Linked DNA regions of Homo sapiens: region 2 is linked to region 1. Evidence: chromatin contacts called from ENCODE Hi-C data. All regions are on one chromosome and are shown on one strand. Each heading gives the region's core, a stretch centred on a gene start or an enhancer-like site at or near the end of the contact. The rest is flanking DNA. Distances are from core to core; before and after follow the strand shown. Region 1 holds the start of RAB4A-AS1 (RAB4A antisense RNA 1). Region 2 holds the start of COG2 (component of oligomeric golgi complex 2).

The links. A loop is a pair of places that touch in the nucleus more often than their neighbours do. Pooled maps may share reads with other maps.
Region 2: a loop to region 1 is called in a map of CD8-positive, alpha-beta T cell, with 8 times the contacts of the local background. The contact joins the promoter of COG2 here to the promoter of RAB4A-AS1 in region 1. A Hi-C loop is called at or near these places in 2 of 168 maps with a recorded cell type or tissue (CD8-positive, alpha-beta T cell and naive thymus-derived CD4-positive, alpha-beta T cell) and 7 of 50 pooled maps.

Annotation. Positions count from the first base shown.
Region 1 is chr1:229,269,342-229,272,469 of GRCh38, reverse strand. RAB4A-AS1 (RAB4A antisense RNA 1) reads left to right here and starts at 1,316. Exons shown (of 2, transcript NR_149313.1): 1 at 1,316-1,494. RAB4A (RAB4A, member RAS oncogene family) reads right to left here and starts at 1,359. Exons shown (of 8, transcript NM_004578.4): 1 at 1,100-1,359. The coding sequence starts at 1,130. RefSeq lists silencers at 818-977, 1,018-1,547.
Region 2 is chr1:230,641,073-230,644,051 of GRCh38, reverse strand. It overlaps COG2 (component of oligomeric golgi complex 2), which reads right to left and starts at 1,571. Exons shown (of 18, transcript NM_007357.3): 1 at 1,374-1,571. The coding sequence starts at 1,445. RefSeq lists silencers at 1-24, 1,638-1,777 and an enhancer at 1,328-1,547.

The DNA.
Region 1 (3,128 bases), core at 67-2,566:
AGACTACGCTCCATGAGACCAGAGCCGTGTCTGCTGTGTTTCTGCAGGATGTACAGCCCTCCCAGCACGGTGCTCGCTTCCCTAATGCCATTCCACAGTATTTGTTGCAGAGAAGGAAGCAGCATGCCAGGACAGATGGAGACAGGACTAATTTGGCTTGAGGTATGTAATTTTGAACTTGAGCCTCTCTCTGGGACTGTAAAACTCCAAATCAAAGTCTTAATCTGAGAATACATACATCTGAAAGAGTGATTAGGGACTGGTAAACATCTATTAATATTCAACTCTGATACAAAGTACAAGTTGTTTATTCTTACCACGCAAGGCCAAAAAAGGGGAGAAAAAAAAAAAAGCACACAGCATATGCACTGGGAAAGCTTTCGCTTATTCAAAACAGTATTTGTCAAGCACCTCCAGGTCTGGGTGCTGCAGGGGAAACAAAGATTAAACAGCCAGGGCTTTGCTTCCAAGGTGCTTACGGTCTTAAGAAGGAGACAAGACATGTTTATAAATAGCCAAAATGCAACCCAGAAAAGGCTAAAAAACACTGAGAGGGAGGGAGAAATAAACGAAGCAAGAGGTCTCCGGAGGAAGAGATGAATGAATTAGCCTATTAATAACTCCTCACTGTAATCCCAATGTAAAGCAAGGAATTCCAAACCAGGAAAGGTCAAACTGAAGTATTTGAGGAACACAGGCGTCGCCCTAAGCCCTTCACAGGCTCGCTGGGGATAATATCGCAGCTGAAACCGAACATCAAGCTGGCTTTTCAAACCTTCAGTTATTTACATTAGACTGAGAGGGGAAAAGCGCTAAGAGTGCAAGAGCAGAGAAAGAGCAAGAGGAAACTTGAAAAGGCGGATCACGCCAATGCGCTGTGCACAGCGCCCCCGCGCCCCGCGCACCCGCTACCCCACCCGAGCCCCCAGCGGCCCGCGTCCCCCATCCCGGTCCCAAGCCCAGACACCTCCGAGATCCGTCCCCCGGCTCCGGCCGGCGCCACCGCCACCCTCAAGACCCCCGCAGCCCAGGCCCGGCCCCGCGCCACCGACGCCCCCCGCGGCCCGACCCGCGCGCCCCGCCAGCCCGGGCCTCGTACCGTAGGTTTCGGACATGGCCGTCTGCGACATCTTGGGAGCGGCGCCGCCTCTCGCCGGGTCACCGGCTGCACTCGCCCGCGGTCCGCCGGCGCGTCTCGGTGGGGAAGGACCTGGGGCGGGGGACCGGAGGAGGGAGGGGCCCGACCGGTCCCCACGGCAACCGCCGGTCTCCCAGCGGCTGCGGCCCAGCCGGACTCCAGCTCCGCGCAGGCGCAGGGCCCTCCACCCTCCGTCCGGCCGCGACCGCGAGGAGGAAGAGGAGATGGGCTACGCGAGGCCCGGCCCACCCCGCGTTCGCGCGTGCGCACGGGGAGGCCGGGGCGGGGCGCGTGAGGACTTCGGCGCGCGCCGGAAGCACGTGCGCGGGCTGGGCGCTCTGGCGGTGTGCGCTGAGGTGGGCAGAGCGGCAGGTGGGGGCGTTGGGGGCTGAGTCCCGATTTCCCTGAGGGAGGGTCGGGTAGAGGCGGGCGGTGGGCAGGTTTGGGGGTGACAGAGGGCTGGGGACAGTGGGGTCCAGTTGCCGGACAGAGGAGGAAGGTGCCCGCACTGGGGAGGAAAGCAGTCCATTTGCCAAATTGGCCCGTCTCAGTTAAGACGTTGTCTTCGGTCATCATCTGCGGCTGTCAGCCAGGAAAAAACTTCCCTGACGCTGTTACGATGGAGGCCAGAACTTGGTTAATGTGTAACAAGGAGGCAGTAGGCCCCAGGTGTCCAGCCAGAGGCCGCCCTGTGAATGGGAGGCAGGTTCATTTACCCGTTGGGAAGCTAAGCTTTCACTCCAAACTGCCGGGCCCTCTTGGATGGAGCTGAGCGGGTGTGGGCGGAATGACAGAAGCGCAAGATGCCCAGGTGCTAAAAGGTCATCGCAAGACTACAGGCTGCAGCCTCTCCACATCCCATTTTAGAGGGTTCTGGATTACGGTTGAGAAGTATCTCCCGGCCCTCAGCTGGGGATGTGTTTCCAAATTTAGGAGTTTTTTTAATTTTTATTTTTTAACAGGGTCTGGCACTGTCAGCCCAGCCCAACCGATTCTCCTGCCTCAGCCTCCTGAGTAGCTGGGGCTAGGGGCTCACACGACCACACCGCGCCAATTTTTAAATTTTTTGTAGAGATGGGGTCTTGTTATGTTGCCCAGGCTGGTCTTGAACTCCTGAGTTCAAGCATCCTCCCTCCTTGGCCTCCCAAATTGCTGGGATTACAGGCATGAGTCATCTCACCTGGCCTTGGATAGTTTGGTTTCAGAAGCAAAACTGAGTTAGAATCCCCTTCTGTGGGAAATGTAGAGATAAACATTTATGGGAAAGAGAATTTTGGTTGAGGATTTGGCCCATCTGAGCTTGATCAGGGCCACATAGCGCCTCATAGTTCCCAACCTTGTTCACAATAGGTAGTCGAATGCTCAAAATATCCTTGGCTAAGCTCCCAAGTGACCTGGACTGTGTGGAAAATGCCAGTACATACTTTTGTGTGTGTGTGTGTGAGTCAGTTTGGCTCCATCCTCCACATAAATTGGCATCAGAGCTTCCCTCTTCCCCAGTGGCTATTTGGGTCGGTATTTTTCTCTTGTCTCCGATCCTAATAACAAATAAATGCAGTTTTTTCTAAATCACAGAGAAGGCCCCATGGTGAAAAGTTGTGACAGCTGTAATTCCTAAAACTGTTTTATATATATTTCTTGTTCAGTGGCTCAGATCATTTGTTGCTTTCTTGTTTGTCTCTCTGCATGTCGTGTTTGATTTAGGCTCCTGAGTATAACAGATTGGTTCTGATTAAAACCATTTCAGAGGAAAGACAGTGATCCCAGGAAGCGGGAAGAAAACAGCATCACCTGAAGTTATTCCTATTCGTTAGATTTGTTTTCTTCCTGCGAAAAACTGCTATGTACAAGAAAGAAGTCAGTGAGCTGCAGTGATAGTTAGCATTATTGACTGAAACTGGACCAGAGATCCCTGAAACCTGGACAAGGTGGTAGAAATACAAATTATGCTGCCATTTCAAAGCTGTGGGCAGTTTTCTACTTTGTGGAA
Region 2 (2,979 bases), core at 322-2,821, 1.4 Mb before region 1:
AAGATGCTGGTGTTGAGCCTTAAGAAGTCAAGAGATGGACAAACTGAGATTATTCTGTACTCTGAGATTCTTGACGTCAACAAGGCCCCTGATCTCCGTGTATGGCCTTTCCTCTTCCAGGGCACCTCTCCCCAGCATGTACCCTTAGCTGTTTCTTTCTACCCTCATTTCAGGGTAGCTCTTAGCCAGTAGGCAAAACGAAGGGTTTCTGGATCAATGAGTTGATTCTGTACATTCTTTGAGACATCCTAATGAAGTTACACCTTTTAGTACAGTGGTCTAATAGGAATATCACTTACAAGAATAAGGTACATTATTCCTGGGTATAGATAAGTCCTACATACGAAAAATGATATGGTCACACTGGAGAAGATACAGATCTACTTTAAAAAAAAACAGCTTTGGAGATGTAATCTGAATGCAAATATTATCAAAAAGAGATAGGCTAATTAATCTAGAAAACATTATGTCACCAAGAAAGGCAGAGTAAGATTTCAACTCACTTGCTCAAAATTGTAGATGTCTACTAACCAGCTAAAACTTTTCGCTTTTTAACACTGAAAGCAGCTACTAAAAGGTGTCAAAAATCCTAGTCCTCAGGAAATTAAATAGAAACATTTTTTGAATGGCTTAAGTGCAGACCCAGAGGGATACACCAAGTAGGAGCAAAGCTCCTCCCAGCTCTCACTCAAAGCCTGGCCATTTTCAAGGCTGTGCCTGATGAACTTTATCATCAGTGAAGTGTTTTCAGTTTATATTTCTTTTCTCTAAGTTTATGACCTACAACTACCAACTTCTTCAAATGCATCACGTAAAAAGTAGAGCAACTTCTTTAAAGAGTAATGGTTTGCTTTGTCGTACTGCAATAGTCGGTAAGAATGTTCTAAGCTTCTAAATATCCCATTCTGGAAGCTTTAGCTGAATGTTAAGCAAAACTTCAGATTAAGTTCTTTTTCTTTCCGACCCGAGTCCCTAGGAAAGTACGTGGGCTTGGAGATTTATTCAACACACACTTAATGAGCTCCAAGGCCCCGGTCCACAAGCTTCTTTCCGACAAGGGGACTGGCAATCTGACTGCACTGCATGGTAACAGGAACGGGTAACAGTGGCTTTGACATGCAGCTCAAAACCACTTGCCCAGAACTTTCAGGCCTTTCCATGTAACACGCACGATTTTACAGAAGTGCTTTCTCCAGGCTGCACCCGCCAAACCTGACGCCAAAAGACTCATTGCGAAGTGCAGCGAGGTCTCGGCGGAGGACCTGACACTGAGCGTGCGCAGGCAGGAGCAGCCGACCGAAGAGACCGCCACAGAGGGCACAGGGCAGAGGCACCCTCATGGCCCGGCTCCGGGGAGCGGACGCCGCGCGCACCTTCATGAACTCGTCCTTGTCGAAGCAGAGCGTGTCCGGCCCCTTGGGCAGGTTCATCCTACTTTTCTCCATCCCGCCGGCCACCGCCTCTCAGTGCCAAGATCCAAGCGAGAAAACGCAGGAGGCTGCGCAGACCGACTCGGCGGCCGCGGCCACCGCCAGTTTCCACGGCACAGGGGGGTCCGCTTCCGCCAACATGGCAGCGCCCGCGCCGCGGCCAATGAACGACGGCACCGCAAGCCGGCCTGCGCCTGGCTCTGGCCAAGAGGGGCGCGGGGGCCGCCGCTGCTGCACGGGTAGGCCGTGCTGCCCTCATGTGGCGGAGGGCGGTACTGCAGCCTCGCGCGGGCTCCTGCAAGGCTGCCCACCTCCCTAGGAGGCGTGGCTGAGCTGCAGGGGTGGGTCAAAAGGGGTGAGCGGGTCTCCCTCCCACCCCCACCGTTTCTACTGGGAAAAATTGTCCTACAACGCTTTTCCAGTGCCTTCTACCCTGAGACTGCTCTGCTTCGTTATGCATGGCCAGAAGTTGGCCCTTTGGTTCTCAGGCCCGTTTTCCAGGTTGGACGTATCACCGTGGTCGCATTCTTCACCTCCCTGTGCGCGGTCACTGCCGCTGGTGGGCGCTAACGCCTCTATGGAGACCCCCGCCCTTAGCCTCTGTCCCCACAGAGAAGTGTAGCGTCTCCTCCACTGGGCTCCGTTACTGGGAACTCATAGGGAAGAAGGTGGTCAGCTAGGCGGCTTTGGGTCCTCTGAGTAGCTCCCTGCTCAACCTCGGTCTCCGTTCCAGGTGGGCAGCCTCTGAGCGCAACTTTGGGTCTTCAAGGTGCTTAAAGGAGTGCCTCGCTATCTGATTAAACACAGCAGACAAATACATGTGCATGCACATTTATTTTTAATTTCAACCAGGAATGGACAAATTTTTGTGTTGTGGCCAGTACTGGTGCAACCAAACCAATTTCTTAGACTGTCTTCCTCCTCCTCCCCCCACCCACCCCAATTTTATTCTGAGACGTTCTTCCTTTATCTCCTCCCTTGCTTTTTTCTCCTCTTGTCCCTTCCGCTAGCTGTAAATACCGTGGTCAAATGATGATGATTCATTTTTCTTCTTTTCTCCTTGACATTCGGATGATTCAAACCACAAACCTCACTTCACACTCTTCATTCTGCAAACCTTTCCTTCCCGCTTCTGTTGAGGAATCTAGGCCTCTCTTCCCAATTTTTCTCCTTGGAGATAAGATTAACGCCATGATGGCCTGTAAAAAGGAATGGGACAGCAGAGGGTAAGACCTCACCATGAGACTTTGTATTTCAAGTATCTCAACTAGAAAACTGGTCACTTAAAAAAAAATGTAGGCGTAGAATCCAAAACGCTCTACTCCCTAGCACTGGACCTAGCAGGCCCTGTTGAAGAGCCTATTTCCTGCCAGTATCTACAGAACAGATGAACAGGATAAGAGCCGGAAGCTAGCTGGAGGATCAAAATATTCTGCCAGAGGAGCGATTGGGAAAAGTACATCCTAAGTCCCTGTTATGTTTGTTTTGCTGGAGGAAATGAAAACCTCATTTTCTGTTTAATTTTTTGTTTTCTCTTGTTATGAAAATT